Linked DNA regions of Homo sapiens: region 2 is linked to region 1. A link is an interaction called in ENCODE POLR2A ChIA-PET data of the cell type or tissue named here. Cell type or tissue: OCI-LY7. All regions are shown on one strand. Each heading gives the region's core, and the rest is flanking DNA. Links, peaks and the distances in the headings are about the cores only.

Region 1 (5,385 bases), core at 386-5,385:
CTTGACTCCACATCCTCCACCATCTTCCCATTTCTCTGTTCCTCTTCACAACAAAATTGTTAGAATTCTCTATATTGTCTATTCTCCCTGACCTCCAATCCTTGCTTTTTCTCTTGAACATACTGATTATACTTTCACTGCCACCCCTCCATAGAAACTGCTAGTCAAGGTCACCAACAACCTCCACATTGCTAAGAAGAATGATCAATTCTCAGTCCTCTCATCTTACCTGACCTATCAACAGAATTTGGCACAGCTAAACAGCTCCCTCGCTACCTCACTTGACTTACGGGATACCTTTTTTTTTTTTTTTTTTTTTTTGAGTCAAGGTCTCTCTCTGTCACCCTGGCCAGAGTGCAGTGGCACAATCATAGCTCACTGCAGCCTCAAAATCCTGGGCTCAAGTGATTCTCCTGCCTCAGACCCCAAGTAGCTATTCCAAGTAGCTAGAAATACAGGCATGTGCCACCATGTCCAATTTTTTTTCACTGTTTTAGAGACAGGGTCTCACTAGGTTGCCCAGGCTAGTCTTCAAGTCCTGGCCTCAAGCAATCCTCCGACCTCAGACTCCCGAGTAGCTGGGATGACAGGCATGAGTCACCGTGCCCAGCTCTGGGACTCCTCTCTTGATTGTTCTTCCTCACTGGCTACTACCCTCTGTCTCCTTTGCAGGTTCTTTCCTTCCTCCATGACCTTTAAATACTGGAGTGACGCAGGGTACCCGGACCTCTTCCTTTTTCTATCTACACTCAGTTCCCAAATGACCAGATCCAGTCTTACGGCTTTAAATTTCATCTAACATTGATGATTCACAAATTTCTATCTTCAGATAGAGACTAGCTGAGACCTCTTTCTGGAACTTCAGATTCACATATCTAAATGCTTACTTGACATACTGACTGGATTGTGTAATAGATAGGCACTTAACATGTTTAAAATCAATTCATCTTTGCCCACTGCCCCAAATCTATTCTTCCTACAGGTTTCATTTCAAAATATGGTAATTCCAAAGAGAAATATTTAGGCCAAAAATCTCTACCCATCCTTAATTGCTTTTTCTCTCAAACCCCTCATGTCCATTTGGTCAGCTAAGTTTGTCAGCTTTACCTTCAAAATGTATGCAGAATCTAACCAGTTGTCATTACTCTGACAGCTATTAGATCCAAGTGATGATAAATATGTGAATGGATTATTGCAATAGCTTTTTTTTTTTTTAAAGAAAGAGGTTTATTTAAAGGAATTGCTCACATGATTATGGAAGCTGGCCAGTCCCAAAATCTGCAGGGTGGGTCAGTGGCAGGCTGAAGACCCAGGAAGACCCAATGTTTTCATTCTGCTGGCAGACTTGCCTCTTACTGAGGAGAGGTCAATCTTTTGTTCTGTTAATGCCTTCAGTTGAGTAGATGAAGTTCCTCCCCAACATTATGGAGGGTGATCTGCTTAACTCAAAGTCCATTGATTTATTGATTTTTTAATATATTTAACTTTTATTCTAAGTTCAGGGGTACATGTGCAGGTTTGTTACGTGGGTAAACTTGTGTCATGGGGGTTTATTTCATCACCCAGGTATTAAGCCTAGTACCCATTAGTTATTTTTCCTGATTCTCTCCCTCTTCCCACCCTCCACCCTCCAATAAGCCCCAGTGTGTGTTGTTCCCCTCTATGTGTCCATGTGTTGTCATCATTTAGCTCCCATTTATATGTGAGAACATACAGTATTTGATTTTCTGTTCCTGCACTAGTTTGCCAAAGATAATGGCCTCCACTCCATCCATGATCCTGCCAAGTACATGATCTCATTTTTTTTTTGTGGCTCCATAGCATTTCATGATGTATATGTACTACATTTTCTTTATCCAGTCTACCATTGGTGGGCATTTAGGTTAATCCCATGTCTTTGCTATTGTGAATAGTGCTGCAATGAAGATACGCATGCATCTGTCTTTATGATTTATATTCCTTTGGGTATATACCCAGTAACGGGACTGCTGAGTCAAATGTTATTTCTGTTTTTAGGTCTTTGAGGGATGACCACAGTCTTCCACAATGGCTTAACTAATTTACACTCCCACCAATAGTGTATAAGCACTCCTTTCTCTCTGCAACCTTGCCAGCATCTTTTTTTTTTTTTTTTTGACTTTTTAATAGCCATTCTGAATGATGTGAGATGGTCTCACTGTGGTTTTGATTTGCATTTCTTGAATGATCAGTGATGTTGAGCTTTTCCTCATGATTGTTGGCTGCATGTATGTCTTCTTTTGAGAAGTGTCTGTTCATGTCCTTTACCCACTTTTTAATCATTTTTTTTCTCATAGATTTGCTTAAGTTCCTTACAGATGCTGACATTAGACCTTTGTCAGATGCATAGCTTGCAAAATGCAACATGCTTCTAACTGGTTCCTTGCTTCAACCCTCATATCTCTTCCAGTCTTCTCAATTCAGTTGCAGGGTGATCCTTTCAAAGCCTGATTCAGATCATGTCACTCCTCTGCTCAAAACCCTTTCGTAGGCTTCCTATCTCCCTCAAAGCAGAAGCCAAAATTTTTTAAATGGTCTAAAGATCCAATTTAATTTGTCCTAAAGTCCTCTCTACCTCTCTTCCATCGCCTACCAGTCTCCTCACTTAGTTCCAAGAAGGAGGTACAAAAGTTTCCCTTCTGGTGGAGATTGCAGTGAGCCGAGATTGCGCCACTGCACTCCAGCCTAGGTAACAGAGCAAGACTCTGTCTCAAAAAAAAATAAAAAAAATAAAAAAAAAAGAAGTTTCCCTTCTGTTTCTCAAACACAACAAAAATACTCTTTACCTTGGGACCTTTGCACTTACCATTCCGCTTGACAGAACACCCTTTCCCCAGATAATTGCATATCTTGCTCTTTCACTTCCTTCGTATCTTTGTCTAAACGTAATTTTACAGAAGAAGCATTTCCTAAAAAAAACACCTATCCCCCCACCACCCTCTACTCACATTCAGTATCCTATTTTATTCTCATACTCTTCTTACCACCTGGTGTACTATATATTTGTTGTGTACATCTTTCCATTGAAATTTGAACTCTACCAGGAAATAGACTTATCAGTTTGGTTCACTGCTATATCCCAGCACGTAGAACACTAGCTGGCATATAGTAGGTGTTCAATAAATATTTGTAGAATTAATTCCCTGACTTATGTGGGTTATATTTTACGAGCTTCAAATTGTCCCCTTTCTAGGCCGGGCTCAGTGGCTCACGCCTGTAATCCCAGCACTTTGGGAGGCCAAGGCAGGCAGATCACTTGAGGTCAGGAGTTTGAGACCAGCCTGGCCAACATGGTGAAACCCCGTCTCTACTAAAAAAAAAAAAAAATACAAAAATTAGCTGGGCATGGTGGCACGCTCCTGTAATCTCAGCTACTCAGGAGGTTGAGGCAGGAGAACTGTTTGAACACAGGAGGTGGAGGTTGCAGTGAGCCAAGACTGTGCCACTGCACTCCAGCCTGGGTGACAGACCAAGACTCTGTCTCGGGAAGGAAAAAAAAAAATCAAAAAAATTAGCTGGGCATGGTGGCACGTGCCTATCGTCCCAGCTACCCAGGAGGCTGAGGTGGGAGGATCACCTGAGTCTAGGAGGTCGAGGCTGCAGTGAGCCATGATCACAGCACTGTACTCTAGCCCGGGCAATCAAACAATAAGCTGGGTATGGTGGGACACACTTGTAGTCCTAGCTACTCCAGAGGCACTCCAGCCTGGCCAACAGAGTGACACTCTGTCTCAATCAATCAATCAATATTAAAAAATTAGCTGGGTGTGGTGGGACACACCTGTAGGCCTAGTTACTCTGGAGGCTGAGATGAGAAGATCACTTGAGCCCAAGTGTTCAACACTGGAGTGAGCTAGAATCGTGCCACTGCACTCCAGTCTGGGCAATAAAGAGAGACCCCCATCTCAAAAAACAGATGTAACAAAAAACCCACAACATTTTACAATTTGGAAAAAAAAAAAAAGAATTGCTTTTATATTCATTACTCACAAATGCATACATTTTAAATTTTCCCATTACAATTTTTGTAATGAAAGAATTCCATGTCTTAATATGTATAACTGCAAAATTTATATGTATAAATGAAGAATTTCAGCATTTTTCCAAAGAATTCTTTTTTTTTTTGAAACAGAGTCTCCCTGTCACCCAGGCTGGAGTGCAGTGGCGTGATCTCGGCTCACTGCAACCTCCGCCTCCCGGGTTCAAGCAAAGAATTCATTTTTTATCTGCACTTAATTCCCTTTCAAAACATTACAGAGAAAGGTCTGACAGAAACATGATTCTCATTTTAAAAATGAAAAAAAATTATAAAACTTAATCCAAGTGACACATATTATTACATAAATAGCAGAGTACCAATAAACTGAAAAGAGATTTGAAAACATTTATTTCCCCCCCTAAAAATGTATATGAGAAGAGAGAAATACTACATTTCCCTAACATGATCAAGGAGAAAAACGAACAGTATGCTTACAGGCATATTTTGAGAATCCATTTAGGTAGTAAAACTGGAAAATCATGATTGGCAAACCCCACATACCAAATTTAAGAGTTTCTAGTCAAGATAAACCCAAATTCTGAAGATATTTCACAACAGAGTGCTTTTTATCTGCTGAATGTAAACTGCTTGAAAAACAGTCCCTACAGCAGCTGCCAGAATGCTGTTTTTTGAACTTTCAAAGCAATGTTCATTGAGAATATCATTCTTTCAGCTTTTGGAAAAATATCTAAACAATCTAGGTTTTCCATCCAGGGGCAAGGATGCCATGTTGTAACACAACTTATTTTGGTTTCTACTACAATATATTCAACTTAAAATACATTTCCAAGGAAAAACACAGACCTAAGATTGCTAGAATCTCTTCACTCAAACAGGCAAACTCAATATTCATCTCACATGCAATTTTGGGATTTATGTTTTCAAATCTCTGGAACAATGTGGGACAGTCTGGTCCAAATTCAAAGGAAAGTAACACTGTACCTACAGCATTAAATACTTTTGCACAAATCATTACAGCATTAAGTAAACTCTTTAGAAAATTACTAACCATATGTTTTTTAAAAAGGAAATTACTAATTATATTAATAGGACATATACATTGTATAAAAACAAAGTATGATAATCTAACAATATGTTAAAAACTACCTACAAATTTACAAATACATATTCTCTACAAAATGAAGACCTCTATCCACCCCAACACCTGCCATTCTAATCCCACATCCAAGTAACAAACAGTGGATCTGATAAAAATTAACTAATACACTGTTATTAATATAGTGGTCTGGGCTGGGCGTGGTTGCTCATGCCTATAAATCCCAGCACTTTGGGAGGCTGAGGCGAGTGGATCACCTGAGGTCAGGAGT
Region 2 (5,385 bases), core at 1-5,000, 81 kb before region 1:
TTTTTTTTTTTCTTTTTTTTTTTTTGAGACGGAGTCTCGCTCTGTCGCCTAGGCTGGACTGCAGTGGCGCGATCTCGGCTCACTGCAAGCTCCGCCTCCTGGGTTCACACCATTCTCCTGCCTCAGCCTCCCCAGCAGCTGGGACTTCAGGCGCCCGCCACCGCGCCCGGCTAATTTTTTTTGTATTTTTAGTAGAGACGGGGTTTCATCGTGATCCTGACCTCGTGATCCGCCCGCTTCGGCCTCTCAAAGTGCTGGGATTACAGGCGTGAGCCACCGCGCCCGGCGCTACATTTCAGTTTCTAATTGTTCACTGTATGTAGAAATACAATTATTTCTATATGTTGAGCTTAAACACACAGAAATTGTACTGTTAAACTCATTTATTAAGTTCCAGCAACTTTTTAACAAATTCCTTGGGAATTTTCTGCAAATTGTATTATTTCTGAATAAGACATTAAGACTTCCCTATAATGCTGAATAGAAGTAGTGGACATCTATACCTTTTCCCCAATCTTAGGGAGGAAGCTTTCAGTCTTTCAACATTAAGTGTTAGGTTAGCTGTAGGTTTTTCTGCAAACACCCTGTAATGGGTTGAGCAAATACTATTCTAGTCTTATTTTCTAAGAGCTTTTTTTTAAAAACCATGAATGGATGTCAAATTTTGTCAAATATGTTCCCTTAATCTACTTAGACAATTAGGTGATTTTTCTCATGTATTGTTTTTCTTAAAAAATATTAATTTATTAATTGATTTGAGACTGGGTTATGAGACTGGCTAATTTTTATATTTTTGGTAGAGACGGGGTTTCATGTGTTGCTCAAGGCTGGTCTCGAACTCCTGAGCTCAGGCAATCCGCATGCCTCAGGCTCCCAAAGTGACAGGATTACAGGAGTGAACCACCACACTCAGCCTTGTTACTGCCTGTCTTTTGGGTATAAACCATTTTACCTGGGGTGAGATGATATCTCATTGTAGTTTTGATTTGCATTCCTCTGATAATCAATGATGTTGAATACCTATGCCTGTTGCCATTTGTAGCATCTTCTTTTGAGAAATATCTCTTCAGTCTTTTGTCCATTTTTTAAACAGATTATTAGACTTTTACCTATAGAGTGGTTTGAATTTACATATTCTGGTTATGAACACTTTGTCAGATGTGTAGTTTGCAAATATTTTCTCCCATTCTGTGGGTTGTCTCTTCACTTTATTGATTGTATACTTTGCTGTGCAGAAGCTTTTTTACTTGATTTGATCACATTTATCCATATTTGTTTGGCTGCCTGTGCCTGTGGGGTATTGCTCATAAATTTTTGTTCAGATCAATATCCGGGAGAGTTTTCCCAATGTTCTCTTATAGTAGTTTCATACTTTTGAGATCTTAGATTTAAGCCTTTCATCCATTTTGATTTCAGTTTTTGTATGTGCTGAGAGACAGGGGTCAAGTTTTTCTTTTGCATATGAATATCCAGTATTCCCAGCACTATTTATTGAAGAGACTTTATGCTCTTGGGACCTTTGTCAAAAATAAGTTCACTGTAGGTGTGTGGATTTGTTTCTGGGTTCTCTCTCCTGTTCCACTGGTCTATGTGTCTATTTTTATGCTAGTACCATGCTGTTTTGGTTATCATAGCTCTGTAGCATAACTGAAGTCAGGTAAAGTTATTTCTCCCTTTCAGCTTAGAAATAGCTTTGGCTATTCTGGGTTAATTTTTATTTTTCTTTTCGTTTTGTTGTTGTTGTTGTTGTTGTTGTATTGAGATGGGTCTTGCCAAGGTGCTCAGACTAGCCTCAACCTCCTTGGCTTAAGTAGTCTTTTCCCTGCCTCAGTCACGCAGGTAGCTAAGACTTCAGGCACAGGGGTGCCACACCACCCAACTTTCACTTTCTTCTTTTTTGAGACGGAGACTTGCTCCGTCACCCAGGCTGGAGTGCAATGGTGCGATCTCAGCTCACTGCAACCTCTGCCTCCCAGTTCAAGCAATTCTCCTGCCTCAGACTCCTAAGTAGCTGGGATTACAGGTGCGCGTGACCACGCCCAGCTAATTTTTGTATTTTTTTAGTAGAGACTGGGTTTCACCATGTTGGTCAGGCTGGTCTCAAACTCCTGACCTGGTCATCTGCCCGCCTCGGCCTCCCAAAGTGCTGGGATTACAGGCGTGAGCAACTGCGCCCAGCCCACTATCTTCTTTCTAATGCAGGTTTTACTTGCTCTTCTTTTTTCAGCTTCCTAAAGGTGAGAACTGACTTAGATAGATCTTTGGTGTTTAATAATCTCAGCTATAAATATTCTTAGATTATCCCACAAATTTCTATGTGTGTGTGTGTTTTTTTTTTTAAACGGAGTCTCGCTTTGTTGCCAGGCTGGAGTGCAGTAGCACGATCTCGTCTCACTGCAACCTCCACCTCCCGAGGTCAAGTGATTCTCCTGCCTCAGCCTCCCAAGCAGCCGGGACTACAGGCATGTGCCACCACGCCCAGCTAATTTTTTTGTATTTTTAGCAGAGATAGGGTTTCACCATGTTGGCCAGGATGGTCTCGATCTCTTGACCTCATGATCCACTCGCCTTGGCCTCCCAAAGTGCTGGGATTACAGGCGTGAGCCACCACGCCCGGCCCTATGTGTCTTTCATTTTTATTCATTTCAAAGTATTTTCTGATTTCATTTTTGGGGATTCATCTTTTACTTATGAATTATTTAGAAGTGTGTTATTTAATTTCCACATATTTAGAGAATTTCATAACTTGTGTTACTGAATTCTAATTTAATTCTGTTGTGGTCTGAAAATATATTCTGCATGAGTTTAATCTTTTAAAACGTATCAAGACATTTGATTACCCAGAATAGGATGGTATCTTGGTATAATTCCACACGCACTTCAAAAGAATATGAGAAAAATGTGGTTGTTTTTTTTTTTTTTTGAGACAGAGTCTCGCTCTATCACCCAGGCTGCAGTGCAGTGGCACGATCTCGGCTCACTGCCAGCTCTGCCTCCCAGGTTCACGCCATTCTCCTACCTCAGCCTCCTGAGTAGCTGGGACTACAGGCGCCCGCCACCATGCCTGGCTACTTTTTTGTATTTTTGGTAGAGATGGGGTTTCACCATGTTAGCCAGGATGATCTCGATCTCCTGACCTCATGATCTGCCCGTCTCAGCTTCCCAAAGTGCTGGGATTACAGGCGTGAGCCACTGCGCCCAGCCGAGAAAAATGTGTTTTATATTTTCCCATTGGTTGACAATTTCTGGCACTCTTTACTCCTTTGGTAGATCCATGTTTCTACCTACTATGTTTTCTTTCTATCTGAAGAACGTCCTTTAGTGTTTCTGCTACTGTAGGTCTACTGGCAACAAATTCTTTAAACTTTTCTTTTTCTGATAATGTTTATCTTGCCTCCATTTTTGAAAGATATTTTTGCTGGTTAAAAAATTTTAAGTTGACAGATGTTATTTTTCCTTTCCACATTTAAAGACATCATTCCATTGTGTTTTGGCTTGTAAAATTTCTGACAATATGTCTGCTGATAGTTGTTACTGTGTTCCTCTGTATGTGTTTGTATGTATGTGTTTTTAATTTTCTTTCTGCTGGTTAATTTTAAGATTTTCTCTTTACAATCGTTTTCCAGAAATTTGGTAATAATGTCCTTTAATATGTCTATGTATGCTGTCAGTGTGTTTATCCTACGTGGGATTCGTAGAGTTTCATCGATCTGTGGGATATAGTTTTAATGAAAGTGTGAAAGAAATATTAAACATTATTTCTTCAACTGCTATTCCCAATTTGTTCTTTATGAGACTCTATCCCATGTATATTAGCCCTCTTGATATTGTACCACAGGTCACTAAAGTTTCATTCATTTTTTTGGTCAATCTTTTATTCCACTCTGTACTTCATTTTGGATAACTATTAAGTGTTTGGATTTTGTTGTCTTCCTTTAAAAAATGTTGAAGTTGAAAAAACTGGAACATTTGTACACTGTTGATGGGAATGTAAAATGGCACACCATTGTGGAAAACAGTAGGACAATCCATCAAAAAATTAAAAATGGAATTACCATATAATCGAGGAATTCCACTTCTGGGTATATACCAGAAAGAACTGAAAGCAGGGTCTGGAAGAGGTATCTGTTCACCATTGCTCATAGCAGTATTATTCACAAATGGCCAAGGTTGGTAGCAACCCAAGTAACCATTTATAAACAAATAACAATAAACAAAATGTGGTAAAACATACAAAGGAATATTATTCAGCCTTAAAAGGGAAGGCAATTCTGACACATGCTAAAAAATGGATAAACCCTGTCTGGGTGCAGTGGCTCACACCTGTAATCCCAGCACTTTGGGAGGCTAAGGCGGTCGAATCACCTGAGGTCAGGAGTCTGAGACCAGCCTGACCAGCATGAAGAAACCCTATCTCTACTAAAAATACAAAATTAGCTTGGCATGGTGGCACATGCCTGTAATCCCAGCTACTCGGGAGGCTAAGGCGGGAGAATCACATGAACCCAGGAGGTAGAGGTTGCAGTGAGCTGAGATCTCTCCATTGCACTGCAGCCTGGGCACCAAGAGCAAAACTCCACCTCAAAAAAAAAAAAAAAAAGAAATAAAAATAAATAAAAAATAAACCCTGAGGAACTTATGCTCTAAGTTAAGTAAGCCAGTCACAAAAAAACAAACACCGTATGGTTCCACTTTAGTGGGTGATTGCCAGGGACTGAAGGGACAGGGGAATATGAAGTTCTTATTTAATGGATACAGAGTTTCAGTTTTGCAAGATGAAAAAAGTTACGGAGATTGGTTGCACAATAATGTAAATGTACTTAACACTAGTGAATTAACTGTACACTTAGAAATGGGGAGTCTAGGCAGGCGCGGTGGCTCACGCCCGTAATCACAGCACTTTGGGAGGCCAAGGCCAGCGGATCACCTGAGGTCAGGAGTTCAAGACCAGCCTGGCCAGCATGGCAAAACCCCATCTCTACTAAAAATACAAAAATTGGCTGGCGTGGTGGTGGACACCTGTAATCCCAGTTACTTGGAGGCTGAGGCAGGAGAATCGCTTGTACTTGGAATCCAGCCTGGGCGACAGGAGCGAGACTCTGAAAAAAAAAAAGAAAAGAAAAGAAATGGGGAGTCTAGCTCCATCTCCTAGGCTGGAGTGCACTGGTGTGATCTCAGCTCACGGCAGCCTCCGCCTCCAAGTTCATACGATTCTCTTGCCTCAGCCTCCTGAGTAGCTGGGACTACAGGCATGTGTCACCATGGCCGGCTAATTTTTATATTTTTAGTAGAGATGGGGTCTCACCATGTTGGCCAGACTAGTCTTGAACTCCTGACCTCAGGTGATCCGCCTGCCTCAGCCTCCCAAAGTGCTGGGATTACAGA

What was found. ChIA-PET counts read pairs that join two places held together with the same protein. Peaks named below come from ENCODE experiments on the same cell type or tissue, not always from the same donor. Only the 100,000 strongest peaks of a DNase experiment are listed, where the experiment ranks them.
Region 2: POLR2A ChIA-PET joins it to region 1 with 7 read pairs; 5 of 35 experiments call an interaction of 5 or more read pairs at or near these places.

The regions. Positions count from the first base shown.
Region 1 is chr1:155,527,234-155,532,618 of GRCh38, forward strand. All of the region lies in intron 1 of ASH1L (ASH1 like histone lysine methyltransferase), which reads right to left. Among named protein-coding and RNA genes, the nearest start is that of ASH1L-AS1, 32 kb to the right of the region's middle. RefSeq lists an enhancer at 2,945-3,446. In OCI-LY7, for the core only: no CTCF peak of the experiment used is centred there; DNase peaks (open chromatin) are centred at 2,218 and 2,858; H3K4me3 peaks cover 1,562 bases; H3K27ac peaks cover 2,775 bases.
Region 2 is chr1:155,446,615-155,451,999 of GRCh38, forward strand. All of the region lies in intron 4 of ASH1L (ASH1 like histone lysine methyltransferase), which reads right to left. Among named protein-coding and RNA genes, the nearest start is that of MIR555, 100 kb to the left of the region's middle. In OCI-LY7, for the core only: no CTCF peak of the experiment used is centred there; no DNase peak of the experiment used is centred there.